2 separate regions of the Homo sapiens genome follow, and region 2 is linked to region 1. A link is a contact called in ENCODE Hi-C data. All regions are on one chromosome and are shown on one strand. Each heading gives the region's core, a stretch centred on a gene start or an enhancer-like site at or near the end of the contact. The rest is flanking DNA. Distances are from core to core; before and after follow the strand shown.

Region 1 (7,635 bases), core at 2,919-5,418:
CGCCAGGCTAATTTTTTGTATTTTTAGTGGAGACGGGGTTTCTCCGCCTTAACCAGGATGGTCTCGATCTCCTGATCTTGTGATCCACCCGCCTCGGCCTCCCAAAGTGCTGGGATTACAGGCGTGAGCCACCGCGCCCAGCCTGAATAGGAGGTCTTTTCCTCACTTTATGTTTTTGTTTGTTTTTTCAAATATCAGTTGGCTGTAAGTATTTGGATTTATTTCTGGGTTCTCTATTCTGTTCCATTGGTCTTTGTACCTATTTTTATACCAGTACCATGCTGTTTGGGTGGCTACAACCTTATAGTATAGTTTGAAGTCAGGTAATGTGATGCCTCCAGACTTGTTCTTTTTACTTAGTCTTGCTTTGGCTCTGCGGGCTCTTCTTTGGTTCCATATGAATTTTAGAATTGTCTTTTCTAGTTCTGGAAAGAATGATGGTGGTATTTTGATGGAACTTGCATTGAATTTGTAAACAGCTTTTGGCAGTATGGTCATTTTTACAATATTGATTTACCCATTCATAAACATGGGATGTGTTTCCATTTGTTTGTGTCATCTATGGTTTCTTTCAACAGTGTTTTGTAGTTTTCCTTGTAGAGAGGTCTTTCACCTCCTTGGTTAGAAATATTCCTATGTATTTTTTGTTGCAGCTGTTGTAAAAGGGGTTGAGTTCTTGATTTCATTCTTAGCTTGGTTGCTTTTGGTGTACAACAGAGCTATGATTTGTGTACATTAATTTTGTATCCTGAAACTTTGCTGAATTCATTTATGAGTTCTAGAAGCTTTTTGAAGGAGTCTTTAGGGTTTTCTAGGTATATGATCATATCATCAGCAAACAGCAGCAGTTTGACTTTCTCTTTACTGATTTGATTGTTTCTTTCCCTCCTTTTATTTGATTGAGGTTATTGTTGTTCATTTTCTTTCCTTTAGAGCAGTGATTTTCAAGGGGTTACTGTTGGGTATTTGAATGGATGACTTCTTTGTTGAGAGAATTAATTTACAAGTGCAATATGTTTAGCATTCCTTACCTCTGCATACTAAACACATACCCCAGTCACTGGAGCAAGCAAAGATCACTCACACAATTCAAAAAAGTCTTAGGGAGGCTATTTCATTCCTGTTTGAGGGTCACTGTTCTATTTTTTCAGACATAAGATCTCATGCTGTCACCCAAGCTGGAGTACAGTAGCACCATCATAGCTCACTACACCCTGAACCTTCCAGGCTCAAGCCATCCTCCCACCTCAGCTGCTTGAGCAACTAGGATTACAGGCCAGATTCACTGTTCTACAGTTGGGAAGTATGAGCAGCTCCTAGATCAATTATACAAGAGCTTTCTCTTTTGTTCTTAACACACCCATTTAAGTGTGGATTTTCAGACTAAAGCCAAGCTCTTAGATTAGGTAAAAGTAACATTTAAAAATAACTATAATAATAAAGAGTATATAAATAATAAGGTAAAGAAATATACTAATTTTAAGACAAAATGAAAGAATAAATACTAGATGAAATCTAATGAAAAGAAAGCAGGTACAGTCTTCACTGAAAAGTAAACTCAAGGTGAAAATACAAAATACTTAAAATTGTTAACGAAATTTTTGGCCCATCAAGAAGATATGAACATTATGAAACTTACACAGGGTCAGCATCACTAAATTTTAAAATCCAAAATGTTTCACAATCTAAAACTTTTGGAATGTGAACATGACACCACAAGTGGAAAATTCCACACCTGAAGTATTTGCTTTCTTTCTGTTCTTTTCATTGATTTTTCTTTGGTCATCTGACGAAGGCAATCTTTGCTTCTGATGGTTCAATGCACACAAACATTGTATACAAACCTTGTGAACAAAATTATTCAAAATAATTCTATAAAATTAATTTCAGGCTACATGTATAAGGTTTATATGGAACACAAATGAATTTTGCATTTAGACTTGGGTCTCATCCTCAAGATATCTCATTACGTATATGCAAATATTGCAAAATCTGAAAAAAATAAAATATCTGAAACACTTCTGGTCCCAAGTATTTCAGATAAGGAATACAACACTTCCATACCTAACAACACAACTTTTAAAAAGTAAAGCCATTTGTATACCTAGTAACTTGACTTTTGAAAAATGAAGCAGGCTGGGCATGGTGGCTCACGCCTGTAATCCCAGCACTTTGGGAGGCCGAGGTGGGCAGATCACAAGGTCAGGAGATGGAGACCATCCTGGCTAACACGGTGAAACCCTGTCTCTACTAAAAATACAAAAAAATTAGCTGGGCCTGGTGGCGGGCACCTGTAGTCCCAGCTACTCGGGAGGCTGAAGCAGGAGAATGGTGTGAACCTGGGAGGCAGAGCTTGCAGTGAGTTGAGATGGCGCCACTGCACTCCAGCCTGGGCAACAGAGCGAGACTCAGTCTCAAAAAAAAAATAAAGGAAATAAATAAATAAATAAATAAATAAATAAATAAAGCAAATGCTATAGAGAGGAAAATGACAAATTTACCATTATAGGCTTTTTTTTCTTTCACTTTTTTCTTTTTTCTTTTTTTTTGGTGACAGAGTCTTGCTCTGTCGCCCAGGCTGGAGTGCAGTGGCATGATCTCGGCTCATTGCAACCTCCACCTCCTGGGTTCAAGTGATTCTCTTGCCTCAGCCTCCCAAGTAGCTGGGACTACACGTGCTTGCCACCATGCCTGGCTAAGTTTTGTATTTTTAGTAGCGATGGGGTTTCACCACCTTGGCCAGGCTGGTCTTGAACTCCTCACCGCGTGATCTGCCCACCTCGGCCTCCCAAAGTACTGAGATTACAGGCTTGAGCCACCACGCCCAGACTGGGAACCTTTTTGACATGCACTTTTCAATCGTTGACAGATGCATAATGAAAAAATCTAAGTAAGCACAAATAAGCATGTAGGAAATTTAAATAGCACAGTTAGCAAGTCTGGGGAAAATATAAATGTATGCATATCCATCTGATAGAGAAGACACATTGTTTTCCAACAGACACAGATGTCACAAAAATTAACCTTGTATTAGGTCAAAAATAAAAATGTTCCTGAACTCGTTTTTTAAAATTCAAGTATGTCAAATTAAATCAAGTAATCCTTCAACTTAGAGCAATATATAAGAACATCAAACATGTAAACATCAAAAGACAGAGATAAGCCAAAACAATTGCACTGTCCCTTTATGTGCCCTAAGCTGCGATGTCAAGCTATAGTTGGATATTATTCAACCATTTCCTGCCCATTGCGTAGAGGTGGGGGTCTTCACTTCTCTATCTAGTCTAGGACTGGAACCGCCTCACCACCCCTACAGCTTGAGGGTGCGTGGAAAAGGGAATGCCAGCCAGATATTCCAAACAGAGACTCTGCCAGCAGGACCAGGTGACCTTTCCTAGGAGACAGATTGTTCTCACACGTTATCAGGGCTTTCCTCCAGGCTAAAACTGTGGGCCTCTAATGGAATTCCTATTCAATTTTCTTACCCCATTTAGGGTACCCAAATTTTTCTTTAATAGAAATCTTAAATCTTAAATGCAATAACATGAAGTAAAATAAAGCCTAAGTCTCAACAAGGGCAAATTTTCAAAAAGAATCTGAAAACTTCCCGCGTTTTCTTGTTATGTTGTAATGTGTCTCTTTTAGGACACTCTCAGTACTCCTGCAATTCCCCTGTTAAGGATTCAGACAATAGTTGTTAATTCCTTCTGCTTCTTCTGAGACTAGGAAATAAATTACAGGGCTATGTTATATCGCAAGTGTAGATTATCCAGAGTTTTCATCAACAGAAATAAAACATGGTGGGGGGCGGGGAGGGAATTATTTAAGTGAGTGTTAATTGAAAAGTTTCGTGGTTTTAACGTTAAAAGACATGCCTATAAAATAAGAACTTATAAAAGTCTTCACTAAAACGGTAAAGTGCCCATTTCCAAGTAGTAAAATATTGAAACTTCTTTTCATCGTTGATAGTGATTTATTTAACATTTCATTATTTTATCGTTATTATGATTGTCGTTATTTTAGACGAATGCACGGAAGTCAAAGGACTTCCAAATGCACGGAAGTCAAAGGCCACCTTCACCAGGGTAGCCTTGCGAATGGCCACTGCTGCGCGCGGGGCTTTCTGGGGATTGTAGGCCATAGGCCTCCTTGCGCATGCGCCATGGTACTGGACGCACGCTGCGGGCGACATTGTTTGGGACGCTGGGGTGAGTCCCGTCTGTACCGCGCCCCTCTTGGAGGCGTAGCCAGGAGTAGGAGTGTAGGATGTGCAGCTGTGACCCGTCCCTGTGGACTGAAGTAGGAGGAGTGGAAGAGGGGACTGGTAACCAATGATAAGGCCTCGTAGGTGGGGTAGACTAGGGAAGTTCAGCGGCCCGACCTACCCGGGATAGGATGGGAAGAGCGTGGGCTCGAGCGTGGGCTCGGTTTGGGGAGCAGCCCTGGGTTTGACAAAACAGTGCATCTTCACGTTTCGTGACAGCGACTTGCGCTGTGCCTCCTCGGGTCGAAGCTTAGGGTCAGTCTTGGGATGTGCATCTCTGGATGAGGGCAGAGGGGCGCTGGCTCAGGGTTTTGGAGTAATGGCTGGACTGTGCGTCCCTGAATGGGATGAGGGATTTGCTTAAGCAGCTAGTCTCTGGATATAGAGGATGGCTTCGGCTGTTCTCGCTCAGTTTGGTGGGGGCGATTCTGGCTCAGCACCCCTAGGTTCTTGGATGGGGAGTTGTCTTGGGTCTGAACTCTGGATTTTGGCAGCTCTGACTCCATTGGGGCATTTATGACTTCAAGGCAGAGGTTCTGGCTTTTGGCAATAAAGAAACAACTCAGACTGTAATACTGTAATAACTCCAGAGTTTAATGTCACCGAATACATTTTGAAAAGAACTGTCCCAGGCCTGGCGCGGTGCCTCACGCCTGTAATCCCAGCACTTTGGGAGGCCAAAGTGGGCGGATCACGAGGTCAGGAGATCGAGACCATCCTGGCTAACACGGTGAAACCCCGTCTCTACTACAAAAAACAATTACAAAAAATTAGCCGGGCACGGTGGCAGGCGCCTGTAGTCCCAGCTACTCGGGAGGCTGAGGCAGGAGAATGGCGTGAACCCGGGAGGCGGAGCTTGCAGTGAGCTGAGATCACGCCACTGCACTCCAGCCTGGGCGACAGAGCCAGACTCTGTCTCAAAGAAAAAAGAAAAGAAAAGAACTGCCCCAAATTATTAACTCCATTCTCACCTCACATGCTGTGAGCCAGGGAGTAGGGACTTTGAGTATTATAAAGCACATTAGCAAATATAAGTTGTTAAATTACACTCAACAAATTTGAAGTTTGAACACTCTCTGTATATTTGATAAAGTTAGAGATTTAGTGTTAATTATTTTAGGTGTAATAGCAGCATTTATTACATTTCTGATCGTGTTTCTGGGCAATTGCAGTTCCAGATTCAGCTGCACTTTTCCTCTAGGTCTTCATTCCCTGAAGAAGTTGATATGGGCATCTGGTCTCATTCCTGATGCATTCCTCAGATCAGAGTAGTTGTCAGGGTGAGGGATGAGAAAGGCATTTGTGTGCGAGAGCTGTGTGGACTTTGGCAGATAGGGAAAAAACAAGAGTCTTGAGGTGCCATGTGTCCCATGCCTTTGGCTCCCCACCTTTTCCACCCTGCTGTCTGCCCTGAAAGGCCGCCATTGCCTTCTGGCCTTGCTTGTCTTTGGCCAATGGGAAGTCTCAACAGGAAAGTTTGGAGAGAGGAAGAAGTGTGAGTTGGAGTATCTTGTCCCCCAGTTCTCTCTCTGCAGGATTGTCACAGATTAGCTGCCCTTCTAAACAACAGGTCATAGTTTGGGTGGCCCTGGCCACACAGTCCTCTTAGTTCCAGGCTCCAGGGACTGCTCCCTCCCCTTACCTCTTAAGGCCCAGGTATTATAATGGCACCTCCCTGTCACTCCCCAGGATAGAGCCTTATCCATTGTGATTTCCTTACCCCGAGCCAACACCATTGTAAGCCGTCTGTTTATTAAACTCTCCTCAAATTTCAATGTGCCGTCTGGTTCGTGCCACGGCCCTGACTTGATACAGGCAGGTAGTGTCTGAAGCCAGAAATTCAGGAAACCAAACCCCCAACCATATATGTGTGAGTGCATGTGTGTGGATGTGTGCTTCAAAATAAACCTGTCCCATTATTGGCTCTTCAGTGAGAACAGGTACTGGAAGTAGAGGGTGAGTTTATGTCTTTGCACGTGCATCTAATGTATAATATCCAAGCCAATTCTATTTGTGCATTTGTTAATATTGAGAAACATTGATTGAGTGCTTGTTAAATGATAAGATCCTTACCAAGTACAGTGGATAAAAGACTACAGCTTGGTTATTTTTTTTTTTTTTTAGGATTTGTAGTTTTTTGACAGGGGAAAGGAGGAGTGTTTTCTTGGTAGGTTTTAACTATTGTAAAACGATGTAATTCATGCTGTACTAATGAGTTGAACCCTCCTTATTTTGGCCTTTGTTGGAGCCCAAAATAAGAAGTGATTAATGATGTCTCTTAAAGGTAGGAAAGGAGAGAAAAAGAGTCCAAGGATTTACCAAAAAGACATTTCACATTCTATTAACCTGATTCTATAACCCTGTGAGCTGCAATTCAAAGGGTAGCCCACAGACCAGTGCCAATAAATGATATTGGTCTGTGACCAGATAATTTGAGAACTTGAGTGTAGATGTTGAAAATTTTGTCTTATTGATTAACATAATAATAACAATTGGGCTTTAATTTGCATACCTTCTAAATTTCCTTTTTCTGGTAATTTCTTGTTACTGTATCTTACCAGAATATCAGTCTGTGACAGACTGAAAGTAACAGTAATAATAATTTAAAAACTAGTCCTTTATCACAGATAGTGTGAGAAGCACTATCTGAGAAGGCAGAAACATGGCTTTGGGCTTTTGTTTTTTAATCTTCGGTGTTTCCACAGTGCTTAAAGTGGCAATTTTATACAATAAGTTTCTCCACAAAGGCCAGAGGCAATTGTGTTTACAGGGTTTATCAGATGGAATCCCAATAAAAAATAAACAGAACACTCAAATTGGGTAATTTGAGAAGAGCTTAATAAAGGGACAATCTATAAAGTTGTAGGCAGGCTGTGGTAATCAACAAAGGATACTGCAATATTTCAGAGCTAGTGATAGCAGGGTAACTTACTGACTTTAGGACTGAAGGGCTAAGGGAGGAGGCAGTTGCTAAAACCTGAAGAAAGATTTATGGGATGACAGCTGCCTGATGGAGGCCATGACCTTTGGTCAATGGATATGGAATATAGCCATTCCACAGCAACCTCTAGGGAAAAACCTGGGGGAATAAATATTCTGACTTCACTCTTGTCCCTTCCCTGGATCTCTTGCTGGCTTTCCCCATTGGCTGAACCCAACTGGAAGCTAACTGGCAAGGGAATCCACTGATATAAGCAGAACAGGAAGGGGCTTTAGTGTATATGAAGTGGCAAGCTTAGAAGGCCTCTGTCTACCTACTTTGGTCTACCTGCAGTCTGAGAACATGTGTAGTTCAGTATACCATGAGCATTTCCAGAACAGAGAATGTGTCTTATATGTCATAGGTGTGTCATCAATATTTGCAAAAGCAG
Region 2 (7,954 bases), core at 142-2,641, 310 kb after region 1:
AGATGCGGTTTCACCATGTTGGCCAGGCTGGTCTCGAACTCCTGACCTCGTGATCCGCCCGCCTGGACCTCCCAAAGTGCTGGGATTACAGGCGTAAGCCACCGCGCCAGGCCCATTTTGTTCTTAATAAAGAAAAATAGAATGCTGTACAATGACATGGTTCTATAAGAATACAAAATATTTGTAATGATTGAAACAAAATAGTTGACAACATTTTTAGAAACTCAGAAAATTTCAAGCCCCTAAGTCTTGCTTTCCCCACCTAAGTCCAACTAGTTCCTCTGCCTCAGTGACAACGTATCCCAAGAGAAGATCAAATCAGGCTCTGACCCAGACTGCTTAGGTTCCAACCCCAGCTCCACCTCTCACTAGTCGGGTGCCTATGCGCTCTGTGTCTCACTTTCGTTTTTAAAATAGAAAAAAGCAATACTTCTCCACAGAGCCACGGTGTGGCGTAAATTTATTTGTATAAAGCCCTTAGAATGAAGTTACTAATTAAGACTTAATTATTATCGACCCCCATGCCCGAGGACACAACCTATACACTCTCGGTTGGGGTGAGCATCTCGGTCAAAGAGCCAAGGACCACTCACGTAGAGCTTTGCCCTCAGAAGCCAAGAAGTCCCTCCCTGCAGCTCTTCTGGAAAGGTCGGGTTGGGGAACGAGAAAGCTGTGAAACACCTTGACCGCGTCGCCGTCCCCCATAAAAGTTAAATGCTCCTTTCCCTTCATGAAAGTGGACGCAACCCTCGCTCTCCTAAAAAGAGGTCAGAAGGCTTCCGGGATCATCCAGCGTCCTGCAGGGATCAGGGAGAAGGGCCGAGGCCCCTGCAGCTGGAGCTCTGACCCCACCCGGTCCTTCGTGGGAAATTAACAAGAGACCACCAGTCACCAAGTGACAGGGACTGCTTTAAGGCTCTCATTTGTGTTACCTCTTCCAGTTCCCAAAACGATTCCATTAGGATGGCCCTAAAGTCCCCATTTTAAAGAACAGTAACGGGAAACCCAAGGAGATTAACACCCCAACGTTATATCGAGAAGAAGTGGCCACGCGCGTGGGGTGCAGGGGGCGGAGTGGGCGAGCTCAGAGCCCCGGAAACCCTGAAACCAGGTGAGACGCGACCCAACCAAGTACCAATGCCCCCGGGAAGCGAGGACAGACCCAAGCCCAAGAAGGTGCCACGGACGAGAACGCAAACAGCGGCCCTTGCCCCTCCAAACCTCTACTCTCCGACGAGGCCCCTTTTCCCCTAATTCGATCACCAGTTCTTTGAGGATCCAATGCGTAGGTCCAGGAAATTCAGAAGGGCCTGCAACGCGCGGAACTGCCCCAAACTATCGCGGAAAAACTGCAGCAACCTCAGTCCCCGAGCGGAAGTGTCCGCGACTCCACCGAATGTTTGGACTCCACTTCCCAGAATTCCCCGGGACCCGCCAGCCGGAGCCAAACTGACCGCGACTCCACTGAGCGTCTGGACTACACTTCCCAGAATTCCCTGGGACCCAACTGCCGGAGCTAAACCGACCGCGATTCCACTGAGGGTCTGGACTGTACTCCTGCAGCATTACACTCAAAGGGAAGTGTTGACGACTACTGGGAAGCCCTTGACCACTCTTCCCACGGGGAACGAATCTCGTACCCCCGAGCGCCTGTTGGGAAATGTGGACTTCTACCCTGAGAGTCGTCCTTCCCTCTCCCTGGGTGCCTAAGAGAAAATACCGTATAGAAAGGAATTCCTGAAGTCTAAACCCCTCTAGTGAGGACAGGAGTGTTACTGGAAAGGGAACAAGCGAGATGATACACTCTTCAAATAAGTTTTGCCAGTGGTAAGAAATGGCATGTAGTTTTAATTTATAACTCTTGTAAAGATGGCATATTCTTGCATATTTTCAGGTGTCATTATTACATTTTTTGTAAATTGTCCAGATGTTTTGCCCACTTTCTTATTGAGTTTTTGGTTTTATCCCTCACTTTTCAAGCACTGTTCTTATATTCATGATATTAACATTTTATCTCGCAAATATTTTCTCAACAAAAACGTTTTTTTTTATTGTTTTATCTATGCAAAACATTTTAATGTATTTTATTATTTAAAACATCTCTATTGAGGTGTAATGCACAAAACGTGAAATTCACCATTTTAGGATATATGTAGTACAAATAAAAAGTTAGGAAACATTTTCATCACCCCAAAAACCCCATACCCACTAAGCAGTCACTGTCTAACACTAATCTCTGTCCTATTGAATTACCTATTGTGGACATTTCATATAAATGGAATTATACATTATGGAACCTTTTGTTTCTGACACCTTTCACTTAGCATCCTGCTTCTTTTTTTTTTTTTTGAGACGGAATCTCAAAAAAAGTGCCAGGCTGGAGTGCAGTGGCACGATCTTAGCTCACTGCAACCTCCGCCTCCCGGGTTCAAGCGATTCTCCTGTCTCAGCCTCCCGAGTAGCTGGGACTACAGGCGCGTGCCACCACGCCTGGCTAATTTTTCTGTATTTTTAGTAGAGACGGGGTTTCACCGTGTTAGCCAGGATGGTCTCGATCTCTTGACCTCGTGATCCTCCCGCCTCGGCCTCCCAAAGTGCTGGGATTACAGGCGTGAGCCACCGCGCCCTGCCAGCATACTGCTTTTAAAGTTCATCCACATCACAGCATGTACCAGTACTTCATAATATTTTATGTTTCTACTACGATTTGTTTTTTTTGTTTGCTTTGTCTTGTTTTGTTTTGAGGTGGGGTTTCCCTCTTGATGCCCAGGCTGGAGTGCAATGGCACGATCTCAGCTCACTGCAACCCCCGCCTCCTGGGTTAAAACGATTCTTCTGCCTCAGCCTCCCAAGTAGCTGGCATTACAGCCATGCGCCACCACACCCAGCTAATTTTTTTGTATTTAGTAGAGACAGGGTTTCACCAGGTTAGTCAGGCTGGTCTCGAACTCCTTACCTCAGGTGATCCGCCCACCTCAGCCTCCCAAAGTGCTGGGATTACAGGCTTGCGCCACAATTTGTTTATCCATTCATTGATTGAGGGACATTTGGGTTCTTTCCACCTTTTGGCTGTAGTCAATAGTGTTGCTACAAACAGTGGTGTACAAGTATTTGTTTCATCACCTACTTTCAATTCTTTGGGGTATATACCTAGATATGAAATTTAGTGATTCATATGGTAATTCTATGTTGGGAACCACGAAACAATTTTCCACAGCAACTGCACCATTTTTACATTCCCACCTTCAGTGTGTGAGGGTAGTAATTTCTCCACATCCTCTCCAATACTTATTTTGTATATATGTATGTATAAAATATATATGTATATGTATATGTGTGTGTGTATAAATTGAAAACGGGGTCTCCCTGCGTTGTGCAGGCAGAATTGCAGTGGCTATTCACAGACAACATCTCACTACTGATCAGCATGGGAGTTCTGACCTGCTGTGTTTCCACCCTGGGCCAGTTTACCTCTCCTGAGGCAACCTGGTAGTCCTCTGCTCCTGGGAGATCACCATGTTGATGTCGACTTAGTGTGGACACCCAGTGGGCATAGCTCACTACACCTCAAAACTCCTGGGCTCAAGCGATCCTCCTACTTCAGCCTCCCAAGTAGCTGGGACTGCAGGTGCCTGCCACCACATCGGCTATTTTCTATTTTTAAAGATGATAGCTAACATAGCTGTTGTAAAATGGCATCTCATTATTGGTTTGATTTGCATTTTCCTAATGACTAATAGTTGAGCATCTTTTCACATAATTGTTGGTAACTTGTATATCTGAAATTTCTATTTGTATCTTTGCCCATTAGAAAATTGGGTGGTTTCTCCTCTTGTTATTGAGTTGTAAGAGTTCTTTCTTTCTTTTCTTTTTAAGAAACAGAGTCTCTCTTTGTTGCCCAGGCTGGAGTGCAATGGTACATCACGCCCCACTGCAGCCTTGACCTCCCAGGCTCAAACAATCCTTCTGCCTCAGCCTCCTGAGTAGCTGGGACCACAGGCATGGGTCACTATGCCTGGCTACCTTTGTTTTTTGTTGTTGTTTTTTGTTTGTTTGTTTGTTTCTTGTAGAGACATGGTTTTCGCCATGTTGCCCAGGCAGGCCTCAAACTCCTGGGCTCAAGTGATCCACCCATCTCAGCCTTCCAAAGTGCTGGGATTATAGGTGAGAGCCACCTCACCTGGTCTAAGAGTTCTTTATATATTCTGATACTAGAAGAATTCATGCTCTTGACAATGTCTCTGTATGCATAGCATTTTTTTTTTTGCTCTAGTCCAATTTATGTGGGGTTTTTTTAGCTTGTGCATATGGTGTCTTATCTAAGAATCCATTCCAAATAAAAAGTCTTGAAGATTAACCTTTATGTTTTATTCTAAGAGTTGTATAGCTTAACCTCTTATATTTAGGTCATTGATCATTTTGAGTTAATTTTTAAGTATAGTGTGAAGTGCGGATCTAACTTCATTATGTTGCATATGTATATATATTTGCCCAGCATTATTTGCTGAAGAGACTATGCTTTCTCCATTAAGCAATCTTGGATCCTTCTTGAAAATCAAGTGACTTTAGATGTATGAGTTTCTTTATGGACTCTAAATTCTATTCCATTACTATAGCTTGGTAGTAAGTTTCGAAATGAAGTGGGAGCCATCCATCATGTTCCTTTAAAAAAGAAAGATTTTGTCTATTTGCCTCCATTACAATTACATATGAATTTATGAATTGATTTCTGCAAAAAAAAAAAAGGCTGTTTGGATTTTGATAGTGATTGCAGTAAAACTGTAGATTGGTTTGGGTAGTACTGTCATCACAAAAATGTGAAGTCTTCCAATCCATGAATGCCTAGACAATAAGCGAATTCAGCATGATCATAGGATACATGATCAGGATACCAAAATTAATTTATATATATTATACTAGCAATGAACACACGGAAATCAAAGTTCATACCTAGATGGAAGTTTGACAAAAGATGTACAAGGGTTGTAAGATGAAAATTACAACACACTGATGAAGAAAATCCAACAATATTAAATGAATGGAGACACATTCCATGTTTGAGGATCGTGGGACTCAATATAGCAAAAATGTTCATTCTCCCCAAATTGATACACAGGGTTAAAATAATTACTATCAAAATTCCAGCAAGATATTTTGTAGATATAAAATTATTCTAAAATTTATATGGAAAGGCAAAGGAACTAGAATATGAGTATGGTTAGGGTTGTCTTCACAGTTGAAAATCTTTCATTTAACCAGAGACATTATAGGGGAGACACTCTGTAAAAAGCTGGTCTCAAACTCTTAGATTCAATTGATCCTTCTGCCTCAGCCTCCCAAAGTGCTGGAATTACAGGTGTGAGCCACCATGCCTGGCCACTTACAAGAGACTTACAAAAGTGAGGCACTAAATTATTAAAGTAAAAATCAATAAATTTCCTTGAAAAATGCCCTGTATAAATGTGATTATTGTATTTTCAGCTTCAGTTTGATTTCACATCACCATCAAAATCAAGGAGCACATAAAAGAAAGCAAGCTTGTTTACTTTTATTTTTATTTTTATTTTTTTGAGATGGAGTCTCACTCTGTCACTCAGGCTGGAGTGCAGTGGCGTGATCTCGGCTCACCGCAACCTCCACCTCCCTGGTTCAAGCAATTCCCTTGCCTCAGCCTCCTGAGTAGCTGGGATTACAGGCACACGCCACCACCACACCCAGCTAATTGTTTTGTATTTTTAATAGTGATGGGTTTTCACCATGTTGGCCAGACTAGTCTCAAACTCCTGACCTCAGGCACTCTGCCCACCTCGGCCTCCCAAAGCGCTGGGATTACAGGTGTGAGCCACCGCACCTGGCCAAAAGCAAGGTTATTATACTCACTTTGGCACGGGAGAAGACCTCTCATAACCAGCAGACAATTTTCTCAGAAAACCTATGTGTAATGAATGTGGACAAGGATTCGGTGATGGCTCTAGACTTGAAATTCATCACTAACTAGATTTAGGAGACAGCCCCAATATCTTTAATAAAATATATGGGCTTTAACGATAGCTGAGTTTTTCCCATTCATGAGTTTTCATCCATAAGCCCATCACCTTGTCAGTGTTGGAAACTTCAGAAATGTGATGCACCTTCAGATGGATTAAAGTCTTCACGTTTATTAAGGAGTCCATGACAATGCTACATCTTTTACAGATAATGAGTATGGTTAGGGTTGTCTTCACATTTGAAACCCTTTCATTTAACCAGAGACATTACAGGGGAGACACTCTATAAAAAGTATGTGCTTTAAATATTCCTGCTTATGTTATGTTCATCTTTATGCCAATATTTTTATGCTGTCCAATTCATCAGATTTTCTTTGTTGTTTAGTGATTTCCACGCCCCCCACCCCCAAATACTAGCCTTCCCAAGTTTGTGGAAACAGTGTACTATTTTGTTATAGAAACTAAAGAAGATCAATCAGGGGTGGTGGTCCATGCCTGTAGTCCCAGCTTCTCAGGGGATTGAAGCAAGAGGATCACTTAGGCCCAGGAGTTCGAGGCTATAGGGCACTGTAACTGCATCTGTGAATAAGCAATCCAGCCTGGGCAACACCGAGAGACCCCATCTCAAAAACAAAACAAAACAAAACAAAATGCTGTGCGCATGGCTCAGGCCTGTAATCCCAGCACTTTGGAAGGCTGAGGAGGGAGAATCGCTTGAGCCCAGGAGTTTGAGACCAATTTGGGCAACATAGTGAGACCCCATCTCTACAACAAAAATTTAGCCAGGCGTGTTGTTGCATGCCTATAGTCCCAGCTTTTGAGGGGCTGAGGCAGAAGGATTTCTTGAGCCTGGGAGGTCAAGGCTGCAGGGAGCCGTGATCATTCCACTGCATGCCAGTCTGGGTGACAGAGCAAGACTGTCTCAAAAGAAAAAAAAAAAAAAAGCCAATTCTTGCCTAATAATGGTCAGAGTTTATAGTGGTACAACCAGTTTGAAATACTTTTCGGAAGTATCTACTAAAATTAACATATTCATATCTTATAACTCTTTGCTGTCACATATATCACATTATTAAGGTTTCTCTACAGAACAGACACTGAATTTGAAGATGTGAGCCCTGACTGAAGCATGTACCACAATCTCCACACTTCCATGGTTTTTCTCCAGTGTAGATCCTCTTATGCATATCAGCATTCAAGTGATCCAGCAATCCCACTACTAGCTGTATATCCAAAGGAAAGGAAATCAGTGTGTTGAACTCCTATCTGCACTCCTATATTTATTATAGTACTATTTGCAATAGCTAACATATGGAACCAATCTAAGTGTTCATCAACAGAAAATGGTAAAGAAAATGTGGCATACATACACAAAGGTACACTATTTAACCATAAAAAATAATAAAATTCTGTCATTTATGGCAAGATAAAGATAAGCTTTGGAGAACATGATGTTGAGTGATGTAAATTCAGGCCCAGAAAGATAAATACCACATGTTTTCACACATATGTGGAAGCTAAAAAGTTGACATCATAGAAGCAGCATAGCATTGGCTGGGCACGGTGGCTCATGCCTGTAATCCCAGCACTTTGGGAGGCCAAGGCAGGTGGACCATTTGAGTTTGGGAGTTCAAGGCTAGCCTGGCCAATGTGGTGAAACCCCATCTTCACTAAAAATACAAAAATTTTTAGGCATGGTGGGCATGGTGGCTCACGCCTGTAATCCCAGCACTTTGGGAGGCCGAGGTGGGCGGATCATCTGAAGTCAGGAGTTCAAGTCCAGGTTGGCCAATATGGCAAAACCCCATCTCTACTACGCATACAACAATTAGTCAGGTGTGGTGGCGGGCGCCTGTAGTCCCAGCTACTCGGGAGGCCAAGGCAGGGAAGAATCGTTTGAACCCAGGAGGCAGAGGTTGCAGTGAGCCGAGATCAAGCCATTGCACTCCATACTGGGCGACAGAGCG

Evidence for each region. A loop is a pair of places that touch in the nucleus more often than their neighbours do. Pooled maps may share reads with other maps.
Region 2: a loop to region 1 is called in a map of endothelial cell of umbilical vein, with 5 times the contacts of the local background. The contact joins the promoter of ZNF224 here to the promoter of ZNF285 in region 1. A Hi-C loop is called at or near these places in 2 of 168 maps with a recorded cell type or tissue (B cell and endothelial cell of umbilical vein) and 9 of 50 pooled maps.

Annotation. Positions count from the first base shown.
Region 1 is chr19:44,398,141-44,405,775 of GRCh38, reverse strand. ZNF285 (zinc finger protein 285) reads left to right here and starts at 4,168. Exons shown (of 4, transcript NM_152354.6): 1 at 4,168-4,208. RefSeq lists an enhancer at 4,015-4,771.
Region 2 is chr19:44,087,798-44,095,751 of GRCh38, reverse strand. ZNF224 (zinc finger protein 224) reads right to left here and starts at 1,391. Exons shown (of 6, transcript NM_001321645.3): 1 at 1,222-1,391. It overlaps ZNF284 (zinc finger protein 284), which reads right to left. Exons shown (of 5, transcript NM_001037813.4): 5 at 6,139-7,954. RefSeq lists an enhancer at 1,472-1,581.